Regions from separate parts of the Homo sapiens genome. Here region 1 is linked to region 2. A link is a loop called in an ENCODE intact Hi-C map of the cell type or tissue named here. Cell type or tissue: HepG2. All regions are shown on one strand. Each heading gives the region's core, and the rest is flanking DNA. Links, peaks and the distances in the headings are about the cores only. Region 1 overlaps POU2AF2 (POU class 2 homeobox associating factor 2). Region 2 holds the start of LOC107984386 (a long non-coding RNA gene).

Evidence for each region. Hi-C counts contacts between places; a loop is a spot of excess contacts. Peaks named below come from ENCODE experiments on the same cell type or tissue, not always from the same donor. Only the 100,000 strongest peaks of a DNase experiment are listed, where the experiment ranks them.
Region 1: a loop joins it to region 2, with 9 times the contacts of the local background. A loop is called at or near these places in 97 of 110 quality-filtered maps.

The regions. Positions count from the first base shown.
Region 1 is chr11:111,277,547-111,289,534 of GRCh38, forward strand. It overlaps POU2AF2 (POU class 2 homeobox associating factor 2), which reads left to right. Exons shown (of 5, transcript NM_198498.3): 3 at 3,852-3,894; 4 at 6,530-6,831; 5 at 8,107-8,855. The coding sequence ends at 8,508. Among named protein-coding and RNA genes, the nearest start is that of POU2AF3, 15 kb to the right of the region's middle. In HepG2, for the core only: a CTCF peak has its summit at 5,891 (motif pointing right); DNase peaks (open chromatin) are centred at 5,885 and 8,549; H3K27me3 peaks cover 70 bases.
Region 2 is chr11:111,440,669-111,452,656 of GRCh38, forward strand. LOC107984386 (a long non-coding RNA gene) reads left to right here and starts at 5,196. Exons shown (of 3, transcript XR_001748382.2): 1 at 5,196-5,299; 2 at 7,466-7,559; 3 at 7,885-7,976. LOC644277 (a long non-coding RNA gene) reads left to right here and starts at 8,670. Exons shown (of 4, transcript XR_001748381.1): 1 at 8,670-8,825; 2 at 9,672-9,777; 3 at 10,579-10,741. It also overlaps a transcript of BTG4 not described here. RefSeq lists enhancers at 53-1,252, 5,984-6,163. In HepG2, for the core only: a CTCF peak has its summit at 6,072 (motif pointing left); a DNase peak (open chromatin) is centred at 6,063; H3K27me3 peaks cover 490 bases.

The DNA of each region.
Region 1 (11,988 bases), core at 2,055-10,054, 160 kb before region 2:
GCAGAGGCAGGAGGCAGAGCCACTCCAGCTGATAAATAAATGGCTAACATGCTGAGGGCAAATAGGGTGCTGATGCTGATGCTCATCGGATTGGGCATGTGTGCTGTGTCTCACAGGGGCCTTGATCCTGGCCCCAGCCTTGGCCAGAGCAGTTTAAGGGAAGCAGGCAGGAAGAGAAGGTGGGAGAAGAACAATGGGACATCTCCCTGGGCGGCACCCAGGACAGCTACCACCCCCTGGCACATCCTACTTAACCTGGAAGGAGGCTGAGGCTGAAGCCAGAAGACATATGTGTTGGCACAGATCTTCAAGGAAAGACCCAGCCACACCACAGAGCTGAAAATGGGAGGGTAACACTGGATAACATGGGCGCCTGCTACATGGGAATATGTGCCCAAATACAAGTGCATCTGTGATTTAATCACTGCCCCTTTCCTTCTCATAGAAATATTAAGGGACCTACTTCTGACCATTACATGCCCGAGAGTTCCCTTCTGCCACTTAAAAGTGTTAAAATATTAAACAGGAAAACCCATAAATCAAAAGGTTTGGAGAAATATACCACAGATTTGAAGGAACCAACAAATGCATAATAGTAATAATAGCTAAGGCACATATGCTGTTTACCATGTGGCAGACACTATTCTAAGTGCTCGATGTAATAATCTCATTTAATCTTCATGTGCCCAAGATCCCACAGCTAATAAGAGGTAGAGCTGGGATTCAAATGTAGTCACTCTGGTTCCAGAGGCTTTACTCTTAATTACCATGCTGCTTCTGAGTTGTTGGAAGATATTTTGCCTGGAGAAGTTCGAACTCGAGGTTGATATTACAGATTGCAATTGCACGTTTGCATTCCCCTAAAATTCAAATGTTGAGGTGCTAATCCCCTGTGTGATGGCATTTGGAGAAGGGGCCTTTGGGAGGTAATTAGATCTTGCAGGTGAATCCCTCTAATGGGATTAGTGTCCTTATAAGAAGAGACACCAGAGAGATGATCTCTCTCTCTGTCTCTCTCTCTCTCTCTCTCTCTCTCTCTCTCAGCCATGTGAACACACAGTGAGAAGCCAGCTTTCTGCAAACCAGAAAGAGGGCCCGCACTAAAAACCACACCTAGATCTCAGACTTCCAGTCTCCTGAACTGTGAGAAATAAATTTTTGTTATTTAAGCCATGCAGTCTATGGTATTTTTCATAGGCTTGTCTTCAGATATTTGAAGGGCTGTGTATGCAAGAAGTGTTAAACTTATTCTATAAAGACCAAAGGGATTAGAACTAGAAAGTTATTCTTTCCAGCCAACTTTGTAATTGGTAAAAGTTCCTAAAGAAGAAATGGGTTTCCTCAGAGGGTGCTAAGTTCTGTGTGCCTGGATATTAGATGCACCTGGTGTTAGTAATATGGAGAGAATGTAATCATTGAATGAGACTCTATAAAATTTCTTCCAACTCTTGAGAGTCTATAGAATCATTAAAGTCACTGCAAAAGAGCTCGGATTCAATGAACTGGATGTTGAGGATTCTTAACTTCCACAGAAGCTACACCCTCTCCACTTACTTTGCTCCAGGACATCTCGGAGCCATGATTTGCGTATTTTAAGACTCTACACGCCTAGATACTCTTCCTTCAGAGGTCAGCTTAGGCACTGCATCCTGCAAGATGTGTCTCCCACCCCATTCTTGACACCAGTTTAGGTGCCCGCATCACCCCATCTTTCCCTGACCCTGCCACTTCTCATACTACACCGAATATTCTGTTTTGTCATCAATCACCCCTGTATTGGTGTCTTAGGGCTGCAGTAACAAGTTACCACAAATGGGATGACTTACAGCAACAGAAATGTATCATCTCATAGATAGCTCTAGAGGCTAGAAGTCCAAAATCAAGGTGTCAGCAGGGCCATGCTCCCTCTGGAGCCTCTGGGGAGAATCCTTCCTTGCCTCTTCCTAGCTGGCAGTTGTCACTGGTGATCCTCGATGTTCCTTGGCTTGAGGTTGTATCACTCAAACTGCTGCCTTTGTCTTCACATGACCTTGTCCCATCTGCATCTGTGTCTTTGTGCGTCCCTCTCCTCTTCCTATTAGGACATCAGTCACATGAGATTTAGGACCCACCCTAATTTAATATGACCTCATCTTAATTTAAGTAGTTACATCTTTAACAGCCCTATTAGCAAATACCGTCACATTCACAGGTATCAGGGATTAAGGTATCAATATAACTTTGGGTGGCTTATGCCTGAAATTCCAGCAATTTGGGAGGCCGAAACAGGTAGATCACCTGAGGTCAGGAGTTCGAGACCAGCCTGGCCAACACAGTGAAACCCATCTCTACTAAAAATGCAAAAAGTAGCCAGGTGTGGTGGTGCGTGCCTGTAATCCCAGCTACTCAGGAGACTGAGGCAGGAGAATCACTTGAATCCGGGAGGTGGAAGTTGCAGTGAGCCGAGATCGTGCCATTGCACTATAGCCTGGGTGAGAGAGTGAGACTCCATCTCAAAAAAAAAAAAAAAAAATATATATATATATATATATATATCTTTTGGAGGGGGCACATAATGCAACCCACCACATTCCCCAACCTCTCCCTGCTCTCTAGCCTGTGGGTTCTTTGAAGATTGTGTCTTCATTCCACATATTTTTCTTACGTCTATTATGAACTACACCCTGTTCTAGGCACTGAGGGCACATCACAGTCAAGGTCCCTACAGTTGGTGGAGCTTCTTCCTCCACATGGATTCAGACAGTAAACATTGAAGTGGCCCTTCAGTGCTGAAGCCAAACACTAAGTGCATGTATGCACATACACACATACAGTAGGCGCCCCTTAGCCATGGTTTCCCTTTCTGAGGTTTCAGCTACTCATGGTTAACTGCAGTCTGAACATACTAAATGCGAAATTCCAGAAATAAACAATTTCTAGATCTTAAATGGCATGCCTTTCTCAGTGGTGTGATGAAATTTCATTCAGTCCCACTCTGTGCTGCCCAGGACTTGAATCTTACCTTTGTCCAGCCAATCCACACTGTCTACACCACCTGCCCGTTAGTGTCTCAGTAGCCGACTCAGTGATTGGATCACCTGTCTCTGTATGGCAGTGCTTGTGTTCAAGTCACCCTTATTGTATTTCACAATGGCCCGAAAGCACAAGAGTAGTGACACTGGCAATTTAGATATGCCAAAGAGAAGCCGGAATGTGCTTCCTTTAAATGAAAAAGTAAACGTTCTCAACTTAATAAGGAAAGAAAAAAAATGTATGCTGAGGTCAGACATTGGTATGGTAAGAACAAATCTTTTGTCTGTGAAATTGTGAAGAAGGCGAAAGAAATTCATGCGAGTTTTGCTGTTGCACCTCGAACTGCAAAACTGTGGCCACAATGCATGATAAATTCTTAGCTAAGATGGAAAAGGCATTGAGTTTGTGGGTGGAGGACATGATGGCAATCAGGTGTGGTGCTATCCTCAGTTTTAGGAACCCACTGGGGAGTCTTGGAACATATCCCTCGTGGGTAAGGGGAGGCTACTGGATATGCGTATATATAGTCACTTAATATATATTGGATGAGGGAATGTTAACTGGAACAGTAGAAGATGAAGGATAAATTACTACATTTCATCCAGCCAGTGCTTTCTGGCATGTTTATCAAAATGTAAAAGTGTGGTTGCTCTTTGTCCCTTGTAAAACTTTGTTCTATGGTACTTGAATTCTTATTCTCAGTTGACCTGAGGGTCAACCCAACTCCCCAGATAATACTTCTGAATATCATAAAACCAAGCTTATAAGGTGTATTCCTAATTTTTATTAAATTCAAACTTACAACTAAAGAAAACACTTGAATTCTGTTTACCTTCCAGGGCAGCGTCAGTTCCTCTCAGTCTCCATTTGTGCAGATGCCAGGTGAGTACTTTAATTCAATAAGCAATTATTCCCTTTTGAATTTAAATCAAGCATCTGGGCTTCCATTCTTTCATAACGACCTTACAACACTTCCAAAACTCTGCTCCTTTAAAATAGTTTTGTCTAAAATACAAAATCAGCGAAGGACAGAACTCATGCAGTAATTTCTGAATTTAAAATTCATTTTGTCTTGAAAGCAGCCCTTTTATCCCAAGCTTTTGGGGCAAAGGCAATATAAATTATGCCCTTGATACAGTTTTAAATTGTCTAAAGTTCTGACACCATGATCTGATAGATGAGGCATCTGCTTTCAAACAGAAAGGGGAAAGCCGTCTGCGAGCAGAGGGAGTCAGGCATTTGGTTCAGTATTTTGAATTCATTTCAATGCCTATGTCTCATTAAATACTCCTGTGGGGATGTAAAAGGGGAATTCCTAATAATACTGTTGGACATTCTTGTATAAACACACACCACACAGGCAAAGACAATCTCATTTAGTTCAACTCAGACGCGGCACATTCCCTAATAGTTTTATCACCTTCAGAGCTGGATAAGGGAAAGGAATAAGAGCAATCGAGGATCCCGAATATTTAAATGTCTGTATGTTGTTTCCCAATCATATATAGTGCCATTGAAATTTGGTGGCATCTCCTGCCTTCTACAGAAAAAAAAAAGAAAAATTTCCATAGCTTCTCTTTATCTAGAAATTATCCTTTCTCTTTGTACAGAGAAAATCCATGCTAAGAGAGCAGAGGCTTTTTTCTTCGTGGTTGTTTTGATTTGGAAATTGGGAGTATAGATGAGAGCCTGGAAACCTTGTTTTCATATTCTCAACCTTAACCGCTCTCATAAATATAATTTCATTGTATGAAACAGAACCTTATTTATTTATATTAAGGTTCAGCTGCACAGATTTTTTCCCAAGGAAGTATGCTTATAATGAAAACCCTAACTTCAGCTTTCAAATGCATGAGCAGGTTAGAAGTTATAGAATGTAAGATGAAAGTGAAGTGAGTGGAGTCGTGCCACAGGTTTTGATGGGGAATTTTGATTTCTTCTTCTGGATGAATAAATTCACATGCCATTCTTGAACACAATGTTATACTACTAGGTTTAAAGAAAATGTATAAGGCATGAGATCTGCCCCCTTGGGCTCGCAGGTTGACTGGAAAGATCATTGTGACTCAGGTGAAAGAGGAATGAGCATAATATAAAGTGCCACATCCTGTGGAACGGGCTGGAATTCTGTGTCTATAGAATCAGAAGCTCAGAAGTGGTCTGCTGCTGTGGTTGGGGTAAGGTAAGGAAGACAGGCACTTATATCTTCTCCCCAGTTCAGCCTTTTTGTGACCTATGACCTAAGGGTGTTGGTGTTAGCATTAGATCACACCCAAGGCCAGCTGGAACAATTAAACCATCAGTTTTATAGACCTCAAGTCTATGCCCTCAAACATGTTCTGAATGATCAGTGTTTTCTGCTACAACTGAGCTACGGGGTCAGAAAGTGTTGAGCAAACACACCTTTTTCCTTGGAAACCATTTCACTGCTGGGCTTACCTTAAATGAAGCTCTTATCAGTTTCTGTCCCTCCCTCTCTCCACCAAGGAAAACTTTTTACTTTTTTTTTTTTTTTTTTTGAGACGGACTCTTGCTCTGGGCGAGATCTCAGCTCACTGCAACCTCCACCTCCCGGGTTCAAGTAATTCTCCTGCCTCAGCCTCCTGAGTAACTGGGACTACAGCAGCTGTGATTACAGGCATGGTGGCCCAGCTGATTTTTGTATTGTTTTTAGTAGAGATGGGTTTTCACCATGTTGGCCAGGATGGTCTCAATCTCTTGACCTCGTGATCCGCCAGCCTGGGCCTCCCAAAGTGCTGGGATTACAGGTGTGAGCCACCGAGCCTGCACCACCAAGGGAAACTTTATGTAGCCGGCACTGTCTTCCTAAACGTGCTGGGCCCTGGTGAGTTGAGTGAAGGAGTCCATGAGGCCACAAGAGGGCAGCAAATAACATAAAACTCATCAAAACCCTAAAACTACAGGCCTCTAAAATTGGCTTCTGTGTGGCCATCTAATCCTAAAGAAAGTCATTTATTGATGTCTGCCAGGCGTGCGACCCAGTGTAAGGTCAATGTGTGAAGAATTAGAAGGCAGAGTACAGCCTGCCTCTTTGAGGTGGGGTTATATGTGTTACCTTATCCAGACATAGCGATCTCAGATAACAGGCCAGGAGCACCTCTTGTTAACAGTTCTATGTATATGGAGAGGTAGCTCCGATGTTGTGAAAAAGATGCTTCCTTGGTTAAAATATGAATGCCAAGAGATTATTTCATTTATGTCTTCCTAGCACAGCGCCGGTCACCGGGAAGGTACTCAGTAAATGTGAATGAATGAACAGACACGGTACTGTCTAAAATGAACTCACCCCTAAAGGCGACAATGTTTTCAAACGTTAGTTATTTGGGCTAATGCAGGAATATTTCACGCTTTTCAAGACATTTCTCTATTTCCATGTTAGCGTTGGAGTCAGGCACGCGTTAGTAACATCGTTTCCCAGGCAGAGACTCAGCTGCAACCGAGGCCTTGACCGCCCTGGGAGGAATTTTCTGCCCATGTGTTTTTCATTTGGCAACAGGTTCGCCGGTCACGTCAGGTTACTACGGTGTCAGAAGATCTTTCTTATCTGACTCAGACTTCCACAACAGTAAACAGTTTTCAAATGACGTCTACACCTCCAGCGTGGGGAAGCCGTTTCCCTGTGAGTCCTCCGCAGGGCAGAGCCATGCGGCTCTCCTGGAGCCCTACTTCCCCCAGGAGCCCTACGGAGACTACCGGCCTCCGGCGCTGACGCCCAACGCGGGCTCTCTGTTCAGCGCCTCGCCCCTACCGCCGCTCCTGCCACCGCCCTTCCCCGGAGACCCAGCTCACTTCCTATTTGTGAGTATGCAGAGACCTCGTGTGAGGGAGTAAAAGAGGGGCGAGGCTCGCCCTCTGGCCAGCCGCTGTGCTTGGCATCCGGGTTGAAGCCAGGTCTGGCTCACCCTGTAGACTCCAGAGGCTGCTTTGCAGCTGCCTAGAGATGCCAGGACACCCTCCGAGGGAGCCTTGTTCAAGGATCCCTGTTAGCCATGACAGCCAGGAGCGTCTACGCAGGGCTTGGAACCGGGAGGAATGTGCAGCAGGATTTATATCCATTTTGTTAATGCTCTACTGATATTGCCTGATGTTCCCCCACCCTGTTAGTGCCAGTCGTCATCATTCCTGCAGCCCCTAAGGAAGGAACACTGAAGCTGCATCTCAGACATGCTAGGCAGTAATGAGATGGATCATAATCTCCCAAGGAGGGTACATAGGGCTCCTCTTTCTTTCCAAGTCCCCTGCCTCCCCTTCCCCACATTTTTAGCCTAAAAATCCTTGTTCTCTCTCAATCCTTCCAAACAGGTGAGTTCATAAAGATCTGAAGATTGCTAATGCTCATAGAGAATAGTAAAGGTTTCTACCACAAAGTAATGAAGCTCTAAAGACAGGAGTTTAGACAAAAGGGAGAGGATGAGAATTCACATTATTAAGTATACTCTATGCCAGGAAATGTGATGTGTTCATTCAATACTTGCAACAACTCAGGATATATTTATGAAAGTCCCATTTTACAGATGAGCAATGTCGGGCTCAGAGTCAGGAGGAGCCACGAATGAATCCAAATCTTTCTAGCTCCAAACTTACGGGATTCCTACCTCTTTCCTCCTGCTTTAATGAGGACAGAGTGGGCTTCTCAGTCCCCTCAAAAATTCACCATGGAGTTGAAGGCCTACTCCGAGGAGTGGGCCAAGCGCTGACCTTCCCCACTGTGTAAATGGCATTCTAGGACCCAGACTAATGGGAGACTCAAAAAGAATCCAAGACAGAGTGCATTGCACACAGTAAAATGTTGCATACATGTGCATTTTATTAGTCTCACATTTCACTCATTTAATGTTGTCTTCTGGGAAAAGGAATCTCAATATCTATAGCAAATCTAATTCTAGAGTAGGAAGGGAGGAAAACTTTCACTGCTGGTGTCAAAAGCCGGAGAGAAGAGCAGCCTGAGAGCCAGGCTTCAGGCAGCAGAGAGAGGGGACGAAGGCTGCCCTGAAGCCACAGTCTGGCAGCACACAATGTATCATCAGAGTGTCACCTAGTGAATAACCTCCGTGGCCTTTCCATTCTCCTCAGAGGGACTCATGGGAGCAGACGTTGCCTGACGGTCTCAGCCAGCCTGACCCTGTGTCTGCCGATGCCCTGCTGACCTTGCCACCCAGCACGAGTTGCCTCTCCCAGCTTGAGTCCGGGAGCATCGCCCAGCACAGGGGCTCAAGCTGGGGGTCATCCCTGGCTGGGGCTCAGTCATACTCGCTGCATGCTCTGGAAGATCTGCACCACACTCCGGGGTACCCTACCCCGCCTCCTTACCCCTTCACCCCTTTCATGACGGTGTCAAATGACCTACCGCCCAAGGTGGGGCCACTCTCCCCAGATGAGGAAGCAGACACCGGTTCCCTCCATGACCCTTCCCCTTGGGTGAAAGAAGATGGGAGTATTGCCTGGGGGTCATATGAATGCCGCAGAGCTTATTGAGGGGAGGGCCAAATGACTTCTGGGTTTTTCTTTAACTTGAGGTGTATTCCAAAGATTGTTTTAGGTGTGTCAGCCCATTCAGGACTGGATTTTCAGAATAAGCCTCAATGCTGCTCTTTGTTAGTGGACGAGGGCATTTATTTGTAATCCTCTCCACTGTAACCCCACTGAAATAAAACAGAATGTTAATTAAATGTGTCAGAGACCGTATTCTAGTAAGATAACCTTACAATGTGGTCTTTTTGGAACTGTTGTAACCCATTACGTTCTGAATCTTCTGTTATCTTTGAAGTATCATTTTTGGCACTGATTTTTCTTAAATTACATTAAAAAGTTTATGCAGATCATAAAAGATACTGATTTTCCTGTCAGATGTTTCTTAGTTTTAAACTATGTGTATTCTGCAGTAAAAGACACTGGATAGGATATAATATAGATATGACCACATAAAACTCATTTTATAGCATGTGACTTGAAAGAGTGAAGTGTTTCATATACATATATTTATGGCTTATTATAGTGACTTGTAAAACCCCAGTTAAAAAAAAGGTACAATCTATAAATATGTTATTGTCCATAAAATAGGATGAGATCAGGAAACTATGGCTTTGTACATAACAAAGTTATTTTTTGACTCTATCCTAAAGCCCAGAATGTCCCCAAATTAGTTCAATCCAAAAAAGTCCAAAAATTTTCTTTGATCAGTGATGGCCTTAATTAAACCAGACATTGTCTCTCTGATGGAATAAACCTACAGTTATCAGCATGAATGAGTAAAATAGGCATTCTGTAATCAAATGGAAATTTTTTTTTTTTTTGAGACAGGGTCTCACTCTATCACCCAGGCTGGAGTATAGTGGTGTAATCATGGCTCACTGCAGCCTCAATCTCCTGGGCTCAAGGAATCCTCCTACTTCTGCCTCCCAAGTAGCTGGGACCCAGGTGTATGCCACCATGCCCAGCTAGTGTTTTTATTTTTTACTTTTTTTTTAAAGTTTTTGTAGAGACAATGTCTTACTATTTGCCCAGGCTGGTCTTGAATTATTGACCTCAATCTATCCATCCACCATGGCCTTCCAAAGTGTTAGGATTACAGGCGTGAGCCACCACACCCAACCAAATTCATACCCTTTAAAGAAAATACAGAAAATAGGACTAAGCTGTTGGCAAGAAACAGACCACAAAACACCAAGAAGCAAAAGGACTTTGGAGAAGGACATATTGCCATGTGTGAGCCGATGGCTTGACAAACAGCACCTCCTATTTGGTGGCTTACTAGTCGGAAAAGTGCAGCTCTTACTATGTGTCAATGAAGATATTGACATCTGAAGCATGAATCTGTCCACATTGGATTGGTGTGGGTTCCTTTGCTAATTGGGTTCCCAGCATAATTCCAGCATGCCTATCTGCGGCCAAGCTCATCATACATGCCTGGTATACACTGAGACTTTGCAGATGCATGAGTGGAGGCCCCCGGGTTGTACCTGCACCCTTCTTCTTAGCTTCCTACCACCTGTCTTTCTGCACTTCATTCTCACATCTTTTCCACCCTCTGGTCCCTCCTGATCCAATGCCATTTCTCTCCATCTTCTGGAGGCCAAGGCCTTCATTTTCCCTCTAGTTGCCCAAAGACCCTCAACACAATCTCCATCACATCCTCTGTGACTGTCCCATACTCTACCTCAGCAAGGTAGAAGCCCAGAAATTCCAACAAGGGGATTAATTCACACTTACAAGCAAATAATTGATATTCCTTTTTTTTCCAGGCCTTCAAGGTATTTTCTGGTTAAGCAAACTCACTTCTAGTTTATGGAGTGCCACCAGAAATGCTTGGGTAGTGAGCTTTCGTTCACCTCATCCTTTCGGCTCCCTCCAGGCAGAGCATTCTTCAGGGAGTAGATCAAGAGTGAACGCGTGGGGCTCTCTGCTCCTGGGCAGCACTGCCAGGCCCCCTGCCCCACTTCCTCCCCCTCCACCAGCTCCTTTGGGCAGCCTGAACTTTGCTTTGCTTAGTGCTTGCTCTTCAGTGAAAAGTGGCAACATTCACAGTGCAAGAAAGGAGCTGTTCTTTCCTAAATCCAGCATGACTTGCAACCTCAGTCTTGGTTCCCAATATGGCTGGTAGAACCATCTGTCATTCAGCAGTTACTCATACCTGAAGAGCAGGCCTGTGCATCAGAAAGAAGAGATCTGGCCCTCTCTGCAGATATAGAGGTCTTCACAAGGGTCTCAGGGTCATTTTCCTAGATTGGTGTTGTAAAGTTTAAAATGATTTGTCCTCTACTGCTTACCATTTTACTGGGTATCAGTAACACAGTAGTGGCTGTGTAAATCATGAATATGTGTCCACATAACTTTAACTTTCATGTGATTATGACTCTGAATTTTTGTTTGTTTGTTTTTTGTTTTTTTAATTATTATTATACTTTAAGTTCTAGGGTACATGTGCACAACGTGCAGGTTTGTTACATATGTATACATGTGCCATGTTGGTGTGCTGTACCCATTAACTCATCATTTACATTAGGTATATCTCCTAATGCTATCCCTCCCCGCCCCACCCCATGACAGGCCCCGGTGTGTTATGTCCCCCTTCCTGTGTCCAAGTGTTCCCATTGTTCAATTCCCACCTATGAGTGAGAACATGCGGTGTTTGGTTTTTTGTCTTTGCAATAGTTTGCTGAGAATGATGGTTTCCAGCTTCATCCATGTCCCTACAAAGGACATGAACTCATCCTTTTGTATGGCTGCATAGTATTCCATGGTGTATATGTGCCACATTTTCTTAATCCAGTCTATCATTGTTGGACATTTGGGTTTGTTCCAAGTCTTTGCTATTGTGAGTAGTGCCACAATAAACATACTTGTGCATGTGTCTTTATAGCAGCATGATTTATAATCCTTTGGGTGTATACCCAGTAATGGGATGGCTGGGTCAAATGGTATTTCTAGTTCTAGATCCTTGAGGAATCGCCACACTGTCTTCCACAATGGTTGAACCAGTTTACAGTTCCACCAATAGTGTAAAAGTGTTCCCATTTCTCCACATCCTCTCCAGCACCTGTTGTTTCCTGACTTTTTAATGATTGCCATTCTAACTGGTGTGAGATGGTATCCCATTGTGGTTTTGATTTGCATTTCTCTGATGGCCAGTGATGATGAGCATTTTTTCATGTGTCTGTTGGCTGCATAAATGTCTTCTTTTGAGAGGTGACACTGAATATTATGCATGTTCACGTGTTCCTTCATCTCCTAACAACTTGAAGATGCACTGGCTCTCAGACAAAGAGAGCTCAACAACCAGACCTTGGAACAGAGGTAAATACAGGGAGCACGACAATGTTTACATTCTTCTTAAAGCATCCTATCCCTTTCATAGCATTTGACTAAATTAACTTATAAAAAAGAGACACACTCAGGCCCACATATGCCTGCTAGTGTCCACTTCAGTTATCTAGTCTAAAAGGGGTTTGGGGAGTA
Region 2 (11,988 bases), core at 1,637-9,636:
TTCACAGATAGCTTTAGATGGGAGATAAGGAAGCTTGAGTCAGGTCAGTGCTGAGGCGAAGATGCTGCCCCAAGACAGGGGGAATGCCCCAGACTTGTCCCATCCAGCCCTTGCAGAATGGCACCAGCAACAAGCACCTGCTGTAGAGAAGGGTTGTCACTATGTTGCAGCTCTGAGACTCTACAGAAGTCAGAGGTGGGTCATGGAGATGAGGGGACAAGGAGAGTGAGGAGGGGATAGGTGACTATCTGCCACACCACTTAGGTACTGAGTCACATCAACATGTATGCAATACCTGGTCAGACAGGCACCCGCAGACCCATCTGGCCCAGACCAGCTGCACTTTCCCAGGCTTAGGCTGGGAGTGGCAGTCATCTGGCAGAGTCTTGGTTCCTGGAGTGAGGGCACAAGGTCACACAGGCCAGGGCCAGAGACCGCTCTCTTTTCTTTTTTTTTTTTTTCACAAATACATTTCAAATGTTATTATGAAATATGCAAGCCATACAAAAAGGAATGAAGAATACAATAATAAACACCCATGTACCCACAACCTAACTTAAGAAATAAAATATTAGCAAAGAAAATCTCATAATGTAATATCTCAGGGCTCTGGGGAGTAGGGGAGAGAACAGGGTCTGCTCATGTTCCCACAGGAAGGAAGGAGTATTGAGAAGGAAGAGAGAAGCAAACTAGAGCATCAGCAGCGGCTCCTCCGAGAGAGAGATGGCTCCTTGAGCACCAGAGTCAAGGGAGATTTTATGGGCTTGGGAACAGACCACAGAGAATACACCACCCTTCTTCTTTCAACTCTCAGCTCAGAGACTTCCCAGATCCCACAGTCTGAATTAGTCATGAGTTCCTTAGAGATGCCTTACGGATTGACTTCTCTGTCCTTGTCTGCTCTTGGGCTGTTTATAATATATCCATGCCTCTCCCACGCCTGACTATAAACTCCGTGACTGTGCCTCGCTTTTGATCTCATGAAGTTCTTGTACAGGGTAAGAACTCCTTGTTATTGACTTGAATGTGTGACTAATCCTGGGAAACCCCCATGGTTGACGGGCAGGGGACAGAAGCATTAACAGAAAGGGAAAAGCAAAGCGAGTTGGGCCGGGCATGGTGGCTCACGCCTGTAATCCCAGCACCTTGAGAGGCTGAGGCAGGCAGATCACTTGAGGTAAGGAGTTCAAGACTAGTCTGGCCAACATGGTGAAACCCCATCTCTACTAAAAATACAAAAATTAGCCAGGCATGGTGGTGCATGCCTATAATCCCAGCTACTCAGGAGGCTGAAGCATGAGAATCACTTGAACCCGGGAGGAGGAGGTTGCAGTGAGCCGAGATCGCACCAGTGTACTCCAGCCTGGGTGACAGAGCAAGACTCCATCTCAAAAAACAAAAAAAGAAAGAAAAGTGAGTTGAACATAAGAGACCAGAGCATAGCTAACACCCAGACTTTGGTTTCTAATAACATTCTCCAATAAAAAGGAACCAGAACTCCTTGGGGATATGGCCAATTCTAGGACGGGGACAGGAAATATACGAGATGAGATCAGGTGCGGTGGCTCACGTCTGTAATCCCAGCAATTTGGGAGGTCGAGGCAGGTGGATCACTTGAGGTCAGGAGTTTGAGACCAGCCTGGCCAACATGGTGAAACCCCATTTCTATAAAAATACAAAAAATTAGCCAGGCATGGTGGTGCACAGCTGTAGTCCCAGCTACTCAGGAGGTCGAGGCAAGAGAATCACTTGAGCCAGGGAGGTGGAGGTTGCAGTGAGCCAAGATCGAGTCACTGCACTCCAGCCTGCATGACAGAGTAAGATTGTTTCAAAAAAAATGTATACACACACACACACACACACACACACACACACACCAGATGAGCCTGGGGCATCTTATAGTGCCAAAAATATAAGGAAGTACTCGAAAAACAACAACAACAACAACAACAACCCACAATCATGAGGTATGTCCAAAGGACCCCGTAGCCCACTGGCAGAGCTCACAACAACCAGCACTGGATCATTTTGAAAGACAGGGAAAAAAAAAAACTCTCTATCTAAATCTAAAGTATGAAATGAATACCTATAAGTCCATATTGATATAAATAAATGTTCACGTGAATAAATAAAAATGAAGAAGCAACAAATCTCACATGCAGAAGAATCTCAAATAACTTGCATTCGATTAACTTACGTTAATTTCAAATAACTTAATTCCACCCTCGGGGAGGGATAAGGCAACTGCCCACTCCTTAAGTGTGGGCTGTACATAGTGATTTTCTTCCAATGAGCATAGTGTGGAAAGGGAAAAAGAGTAACCTCTACAGTGGAGGAAACCTGGCCAACGCTACCTCAGCCAGGTGATCAAGGTCAACACCAACAGTGATACATCATGTTGATTGCATGTACCCTTCATACAACGTGATGAAAATGGCACCTTGCCTCTGTGGTCTTCCTCTCAAAAACCCACACCTCCAGTCCAAGCGTTAGAAAAACATCAGATAAATCCTAACTGAGGAACATTCTACAAAATATCTGACCAACATTCCTCAAAACTGTCAAGGTCATCAAAAACAAGGAAAATTTGAGAAATTCTCTCAACTGAGAGTAGGCAAAGCAGACATGATGACTGGATGTCATATGTGGTCCTGGAACAGAAAAAGACAATAGGTAAAACTAAGGAAATCAGAACAAAGTATGGGTTTCAGTTAATAATAATGTATTGGTTCATTAATTATAACAAATGTACCATATTAATGTAAGCAGTTAATAAGAGAAGAAGCTGGGTGTGAGGTATATGAGAACACTGTACTATCTTTTGAAATTTTTCTGTAAATCTAAAACTGTTCTTAAAAAATAAAGTTTTTCAAAAAAATATCAGCACATTCTAGGAAAAACTTACATAACTTAAAAACAGAGGGAAAAAAAAGAGAGACAAAAGGGACTTTGGGATCATGGAAATTAAGTCGTCCCCCACCTGTCAGACCAGTGGAAAGTCAGGTAAAATCAGAACTGAAAGTGACATCCCGGGGGCACTGCCAGGGTCCTGAGAGAAGGCAGTTTGGGGATACAGTGAAAGTCAGACAGCTGGGGGCAACAGGACGAGGACCTGGGTGCAACAAGTGTAGGGCAGCAATCAGAAAGCGTGGTCTTTAGGTATGGGCATAGATGAAGCAGGAAGCCTCACTTAGAAGCCTCCAGCTCGAGGACGCTTAGCAACACAGGTGAGTATTTAAAACAGTGCAGAGTGGGGAGTAAGAAACCAGGGTGAGACAGCACAACCACCTCTGCAAGCATTTAAAACGGACATGTGCCTAAACGATGCCTGCTTTGCAGGAACTCACAGACACACATTTGGTTTAACAGAATTATTTTTTATGGGGAGATGGAAATAAGAATAAATGGAGAAAAATAAATGAACAAAATAGGAGAAGTTTCCTGCCCAAACCACACCAGCAATGACAATGTTCCATGAACTGAGTGTAATTAATTCAAACCACTACCCTGAGGGGTGTGTGTGTGTGTGTGTGTGTGTGTGTAGAGACAGTGTGTGTATGTATGTGTGACTGAGAGACAGAGAGAGAGGAGAGGAGAGGGAGGGAAGAGGAGAGAAGGGGAGGGGAAGGCAGGGGAGGGGAGGGGAGAGAAGACATAGGAGAGAAAGGAAAAGAAACAGGAGAGTCCTAAGAGGCAATGTCTCACTTATTTGTGGAATCTAAAGATCAAAACAATTGAATTCATGGACATAGAGAGTAGAAGGATGGTTACCCGATGCTGGGAAGAGTAGTGGGGGGCTGGGAGGGAAGGTGGGGATGGTTAATGGGTACCAAAACAAATAGAAAGAATGAATAAGACCTACTATTTGATAGCACAACAGGGTGACTATAGTCGATAATAACTTCATTGCACATTTTAAACTAACTTAAAGATTGTTATTGAATTGTTGGTAACTCAAAGGATATGTTTTTTGACACATGAGATGTTTTAATACATAATACCCCATAAATATATACACCTACTATGTACCTACAAAAATTTAAAAAATAAAAATTAAAAAGTAGAAGAAGAGGTAAGGGAATCAAATGAGATTTTTTTCAGAACTGGATGAAAGGCAACAGAAAAAGGAATGGTGGAAAGAGGGTGGCTGAAGACGTTAGGAAAGAAAGGCAGGAGAGCGCAGCAGTAAAAGCTGGCGTGGGGGATTCCTCTGTGAGAGGCAGGGGAGTGGTCAGGCTCTCTCCAAGGCAACGGTCAACCAAGAAAGTTTGTTTTTGAAAACCATAACCTTCTCTGTCAAACGGGACAAATAGGACATAAGCCTTAGAGGACAAAGACAATAGATATTGGTGAGGGGATAGAAGAAGCAGTGGCGAAGAAGAGAGATGGGGAGCCCAACGGCTACCCTCATGGTACCGTGCTAAGGTTAAGGTTGCCCTCGTGGTACAGTACTGTGAGGAAATTACTGATGGGTATTGGGGACTTGCCCTCATTCTGCCATCAACCAGTTATGTGACCTTGTGAAAATCCCAAACCTCTCTGAGCCTCAGTTTCCTCATCTTTAAAATGAGATGTTGGAATGAACACGCTCCCTTCCCTAATCCAGCAGTTAATGCAGTCTGGGAGTTCATGCAGGAAGGAAGACTAGTGGCATTACCTCCTTGAGGCTGGATTCACAGCAAAGCCTCCAGCATCTATACCTCCACTCCTATTGTGTATCGTGCCAACAGGGTCCGGGGATCCTCTGAGCCTTTTCAGCCTGTGTGGGCTGTCACACAGCTCAGTTCCACATCTTTCATCGTGCCCTCCTTTGTTATATACGTGGCCCTATAAGGGCAGTCCTCTGTATTCCCACAGGACTGAGCCTAGGAAAGAGGTTCATTAAGTATTTTGCCACATTCTAGGCCCAACATATCCCCAATTGCTAAAGGCTCTGAGGCAGGACATTTCAAAGCAGAGAACAATTGTTCTCTAATTAGGATCTGATTTTTAATTTAAACTTCAACCTGAAAAGCAACCTGAACTCTATTTTAGTCTTTTCCGGTTTGCCATTCCTAGAAATCCTGTCCAGTGACCTGACCTTGTGGGAATTTTCCATCTTGTCTTGTGTTGACTCAGGACAAGACACTTCCTCCCTCTGGGTCTGAGTTTCTTCATCCACAAAATAAAAGAGCTGAAGGACACAGCCCCTAGGATCCCTTCCAGCTCTACTACTCTCGCCAGTTGGAGTAATCTGAACCTACTTAGGCCCCCAGGACCTTTCACCAGCCAAGTACAACCTCCTTGTCCCACTCACCAGGTAAGAAGTTACCTTTGAGATGGATTTCACAGAAGGGAGGAGAAGTGCAGAGAGCTAATGGCCATGATTATAATAGAAACAGGATAGAGAGACCACAAGGTTACAGAACATCCCTTAAGACCTCAGAGCAGTAGGAAGCTTTCCCACCTACCTACCCAGAGCAGAAGGAAGGTTGACAACGTGAACCTACTTTCTACTACCTGGGAAATGTATGTGATTGGTATGGAGCGAACAGGCTTCAGAGCAAGAATACCTGGGCTCTACCCTGGCCTCACCTCCTATTACTGGTATGATCTTAGGCAAGTGATTTCATCTTTTTGTTTCTCCATTTCTTAACACAATAAGTGGGGTTCATTACAATGTCAATCTCACAAGGTAGTTGTGAGTACCAAAAAGCGTGGTGCATATCAAAGTTCCTCGCAAAACTTTGATACTGAAAGCATGGTCCAATGAGGTCAGCCTTCACTGAGAGCTTCTTAGAAAGGCAGAATCTTGGGCCCCACCCCAGATCACCCATACTGTTGAATCAGAATCTCTGTCTTTAAAAGATCCTCAGGTGATTGGCAGGGACAGGAACGTTTTGGAATTGTTGCAAAACATTACACAGATGCTAATCTTACTTCCTATAAAAAATAATTAAGATCATGACACCAATAAACACACACACACACACACACACACACACACATCCTCCCCTGCAACAGCATTTCCTCTTCTCCTTCCACTGGACTCCTCCACGCCCTGCTCACCACTTCCTGCAAGCTCACAGTGCCACCATCTGGACAAACAAAGGCAAAGCAGATGACTGAGATGTGCAGGGAAGGACACTCAAGGGCCTGGAACACCCAGAAGAGAAGTGGCTTTGTGGGAGGAAGTCAGCCTGTGCTGAACATTATGGTAACCACCAGCCACCTATGGCTACTGAGCACTTGAAATGGGGCTACTACAAGCTGAGATATGCTGCATATCCAAATGCACTCTGGATTTGAAAGACTTACTACAAAAAAAGAATGTAGCTCCTGGAAGCTAAGTCTTAGTCCTAATTACTGCGTGGCTGTCCCCCCACAGGTAGTCTCTGTCACAACTCACCACCTGCTCCCTGTGCCCCGGGAACTTTCCTCTCTGGAGCAGGACCCTACAACGCCTCCTTCTGCCACCTCTGCCCTTTTGAAAAGTAATTAATGACAAGGCCAGGACCTGAGCCTTTCTCTCCACCACCTGCTGAATGCTTTATCCGATACATCATGTGGTTATCCAAGGATTCACTGGCAGTTTTACAGTTTCCAGTTTTTCTGGGTATGCATATTCTTTAAGAGCACTTGACTGGTTGCCTGAATTTTCAGTCTTTCTGGACCGCAGTCTTCTTTATAAACTGGGAGAAGAGAACTAAATAATCTCCAACATCCTTTCTAAAGCTAAAACCATATGGGTCTCTGAAACCTGGCTGTACACGCACCAAAGGCAGAAGCCTCGGGTTTTATTTCCTTTGCATCTCTCCTGCAGCATTTCACACACGGAGAGTACTTAAAGGAATCTGGCTGGCTTTGCCTTGCAGAAGAAGGGAACTGAGATGTCCCTTGCCCTCACTAAGCCCAGTTATGCACACGCATGCACACACACCCCACCAGCTTCTCTAGGAAGGAAAAGGAGATAGGAGATAGAGAAGAACCGTGGAGAGCAGAGGCGGCAGATGGAGGCATTCCTCCGGAGAGGAAGGTTCCCGGAAGACAGGGAGGTAGGAAAAAGAGAGTGGAGACACTTAAGTTGTCTGGGCCAAAGCTGCTCAGAGGATCCATATCTTAGATTTCATCCTCATGAAATATTCAGTGAGTGCATCCCGGAGCTCCCATGGGTGGCAGAGGCTGCCCTTCCTGGGCATTTCTCTCTGAGTTGGGATCCTGGGTCCACTTGTCCCTGTGCCTCTCCTGTACCGCCACCCTCATCTTGTTTTCTCATAGTGTTGCTGGCACTGGGCCTCTGTGCTTTGCTGCCTTCTAACTCTCCATCTGCCTCCCCAGCGGTCTTTCTCAGCATCTGTCCACCCTCTTACTTCTATGCCTACCTCTCTCTCTGCCACTGTCACCCCACCCAAGGGTGAGGATGCTCCCCTTTGAGGGCACCCCAGTGACATGGGCTTCCATAGCTGTCTTCTGCCATGCCCTCCAGAGTGCCACATGCCTGAGCACAGAGAACCCTCAGGACTGCGGGAATGAGACGCCTCGTGCAAAAGAAGAGCGAGACCCACCAGGATGCAGAGAGGGTAGGAGCTGGGGGTATAGTTGAGGAGTGGGGAACAGAAAAACAGCTCTGGGGGAAGATGCTGGCTTTATGAGACACCTGGGCTGGGCTAGGGCTCAGAAGCCCCCTAATGGGAGAAGAGCACTGTCAGGGGTCCACTTGTGCCCCTGTGGGATCGTGGGTGACCCACCGCTCCTGGAAGCTAAGTCTTAGTCCTAATTACTGCATGGCTGTCCCCCTACAGGTAGTCTCTGTCCTAACTCACCACCTGCTCCCTGTCCCCCGGGAACTTTCCTGTCCGGAGCAGGACCCCACAATGCCTCCTTCTGCCACCTCTGCCCTCCCAGGTTCTTCAACCCCTGGCCCGGCCAGGATGCCTGTTTCCCCTGTGGCTCAGAGGCCACCCAGCCAGAGAAGGGCAAGGACACGTGTGTCTGCCGGGGGCCTGGGCGAGTGTTCCAAGTATGTCCTCTGGCAGGGGGGCCCAAGGACAGGCTGCGTTTCCAGGACTGTTTTGGTCTCAAGTCAAACTCGGCTCAGGTGTAACTTGACCAGGGTTGGCTCAGGTTTCCAAGTGACTTGGGGATAGGGTTGCCAGATAAAATACAGGGTACCCAGTTAAACTTGAATTTCAGATAAATAACAAACTTTTTTTTAGTCTTGCATGGGACATAGTTATACCCAAAAAAAAAATTGTCTAAAATTCAAATTTAACTGGGTGACCTGTGTTTTCATTTGCTAAATCTGGCTCGCCTTCTCCAAGAAAATGACAGACTTTATGTTGCTTTTTGCCACGATCACTTCCAAAACACATCCTAGCCCAAGCCCTTCCAACTTGAACGTTCTCTGCAAGCCAACAAATGTGCATGTGAATTCTTCCTTTGCTGAATGTCTCAAGTCTCTTTTTTTATTGAAATGATAGCACCAGCCAGACCCTTACCAGAACAGGCTGGTCTCCCCCTGACTCCTCCCCTGCCCTGTTTATTGCTCATTTCCCCGCCCCTGCCCTTGTCTTCTGGCCCATTTCCAAAAGGGTCACAGCCAAAAACCTGGGCATGGTTCACCACAACGAAGTATTAACCAACCAACATGAACCAGCACTCCTCCCTCCCCCTCCCCGCCCCCAGCCCAGTGACAGTCGGTACCCCTGCCTCCCGGGCCACCGAGACTTTGGAGAGCCAATGGGCTGTGTCCAGTGGGAACACAGGAGCTGCAAGGACGGAGCCACTGGAATCAGGAGGGGCTATGTTTGACCAAGGCTCAGTGGAATGACCACTGTGCCCACGAGGTAGGAGAATGCCCATCTATTATGTCCTTGGCCTTCCTGCCCCTCCACCCTCCCATTCAAATGTCCACCATTCCAGCCACTGGGCTCATTCCATTGCCCCTCTCTGGAAATATAGAGGTCAGTACTTTGCACTCTCAGGCAGTTCCTAGAAGCAGCTGGAGAGAATGAGGAAGAGCTTCCCCAGGGAGGTGTCCCCAAGAAGTTTGAGTCTTTGTGCAGGTGTGTGCCACACCAGGAGATGCCCATGGACATGACCCAAGCCCTGGGGCTCTGCCTGTGCTGGGGACAACAGTCAAGCAGAATGTGCAGCCCTCTGTGCCCAGAGAGACAGAGACACATCTTGCAGCTCAGCTGCCCTGATGGCATCCCACAGATTTCTGTCACTGAAGGCATGGGGAGTCAGGTACAGTACTCTGAGGTCCTACCTCATGCAGAGCCAGGGCCTGTGACTTCTGCCTCCAAAGAGGGAGCATGCAGGACATGCCTATGTGCAGGGTCCAGAGGCTGCTGCTGCCTGGCCCACATCACTGGCACCTCACCAACATCAGAGGCTCAGAACCAGAGCAAGGCCCCTTTGTTGATTTTATTTCATCCTACAAAACTCCTTGAATAAGAGGTCATTGTGTTCATGAAAGAAGAGGGACACTGTCCAAGAGGTCATGACTCCAGGCTGCCCCTGCCCCATGGAGTTCTTGGAACTATTCCCACCCCCACCTCCCTTGTGTCCTTTCAGGACACTCAGACACAGCTCAGGGAAGGGGCTGTGTTCGCCCTCCCTTCCTACTGGGCAAGTGTGTGACTCCGTGTCTTGAGGGAAGATCTGACACTGCCTCTTTTCGTTTCCAGGATTTTTACCTTCTGGACCAGCCTTCCCCACCACGTGCTGTGGGCCATCCCTGCAACTTGGACTTAGGGCAGAAGTCTGTCCCCCTCTATGTGGTCAAGATGGATGGTAAGAGAGCTGGACAGATGGAGGCCACAGGGAGGCCTGTGGCTCGGGACCACACACATGCAAGCCTTGTCCTTACCAGGGCGTGTGCTCTGTCCCATGACCAGAAGCTGAGGTTTGACAGGGCAACCACTCCCCTAGGGAGGGCTCCCTGAGAACTGCATGCAAATTCTGACCCCCCTCAATGTTTCAGAAAGTTGAAGCTACCACGTGCAAACCAGGCTGAACAGCTGCTGATTATATACATGCTCTTGGGAAAACTCTTACCCCGGTCCCTGCAGGGTCAGAGGGAATCCCTGCTTGTTCTAGCGCTTGGCTTCCTGGGCCTGACCTGACCAGATGGTGAGCTACTACACTCCCTAGGCCTTCCCCTCGGGGATCCCAGGTGTCCAGACCAGGATCCAGGTGGGCATCGCAGCTCACCTGTTGCCCCTCCTATCCCTCCCCTACCCTTCCCAGGTCCCAGCACAAACCCATCTGAAGAGTGGCAGCTCTCCCTCATTCTCTGAATCTTACCTAGGAAAGTCTAGGGAAGGACATCTGGACTCTTCTTGGTCACTGAGCCTCAACTCCACACATCTTGGGGATCTGCTGCCCCCAGAGCCAGGCATCCGAAACCCCACAGTCTGCCTCCAAGTCAATGATACCCTGGCCTTCCTGGTGACTCATGAGCATTACCCAGAGTATGACCTGTGAGTGTCCAGAGACCACAGCCCCATCATCATGGAGGCCCTAGAGAGGAAATGCCCCTGCATCAGCCACCACTCCCAAAGGCAACGTATTCCCTCCTTTCTCTCTCCTCAGGGGCCACTTCTATAACACACTGGAGCAATATGACTGGCGGCGCTTCCGGGCCCTGGCTGAGGAGTCCCAGCTCTATGAGCAAAGCCTCAGCCTCTTTCTGCAGCAGTTCCAAAAGCCGGGCATTTATGTCTTTCGTCTGAGCAGCAACCGACATCGGAAGATGGTTTGTCTACGATAATTTGCCTCATTTAAGACATTATCCCATTATTTCCCCTCTCTTTAAAAAATACTGCTGCAGGCCAGGTGTGGTGGCTCACACCTGTAATCCCAGCACTTTGGGAGGCCAAGGAGGGCAGATCACCTGGGTCGGAAGTTCGAGACCAGCCTGACCAACATGGAGAAACCCTGTCTCTACTAAAAATACAAAATTAGCTGGGCATGGTGGTGCATGCCTGTAATTCCAGCTACTTGGGAGGCTGAGGCAGGAGAATCGCTTGAACCCGGGAGGTGGAGATTGCAGTGAGCCGAGATCGTGCCACTGCACTCCAGCCTGGGCAACAAGAGTGAAACTCTGTCTCAAAAAAAAAATAAATACTGCCTCATAACCAGCTCAGACAGATCTGCAGGGAAGGAGATGCCCTGATGTCCCTATCAGTTTCAGGGTCCCACAATGCTAACAGATGGTCCTGGGATGCCAAAGTTCATTTCACAGCAACCCAGCATGTGCTGTGCAAGGAGGGGAAGGTTGAGAGGATGGGAACACAAGTATGTATTCAGGGACATCAATGGCATTGAGCGGCTTAGGACCTCTGGCTATCTCTCCCAATCCTCCACTTTGTCTCCCCCCGACCCCCATCTGCCAAGCCCACCTATGCATGGTTTTATCTGTGTGACCTGCACATTGCACCACCACACTGATCCAGGTGTGCTGTTAGTGCCACACACAGCATTTAGTATCTCCCTGTCAGCACAACATCCAAGAGGTTTTACTGGCTTAGTCCCAGAACATGCACACAGCTCCCTCATACAGATAGTCATCTGATTTGAGTCATCTGATGTGAACAAGTTTCCCAGGAAAACTCTGATTCTGCCTCCCAGTCCCCAGGTTTACACAGTCATCCAACTATTTGGTCGGTGTTGGCCGGCGTGGGTCCCACTCTGTCTTGTGGCCAGTCTCTGGCAGACAGTGGGACAAAGACTGAACAGACTTCTTTCCATCCATTATGTCCGGGCCCTCCCGCCAGGGGGCCAGTGCTGTGGGGAAGGGCCCTTTGCCTCCACAACTCCCAGGTATCTCATCCAGACTGGCATCGCCAGGATCCCCCAGGCCCTGAAGAGGTCTGGCTGGCCAGGACTCCTGGGGGAGATTGTGCTGCTCCTGGGGCTTTGAGTAAAGCCAGACAAGCGACATCTTAACCACTCCACAAGACCACCTCTCCAATCCCCTATAAGTGGGTCTTCCATTCCTGT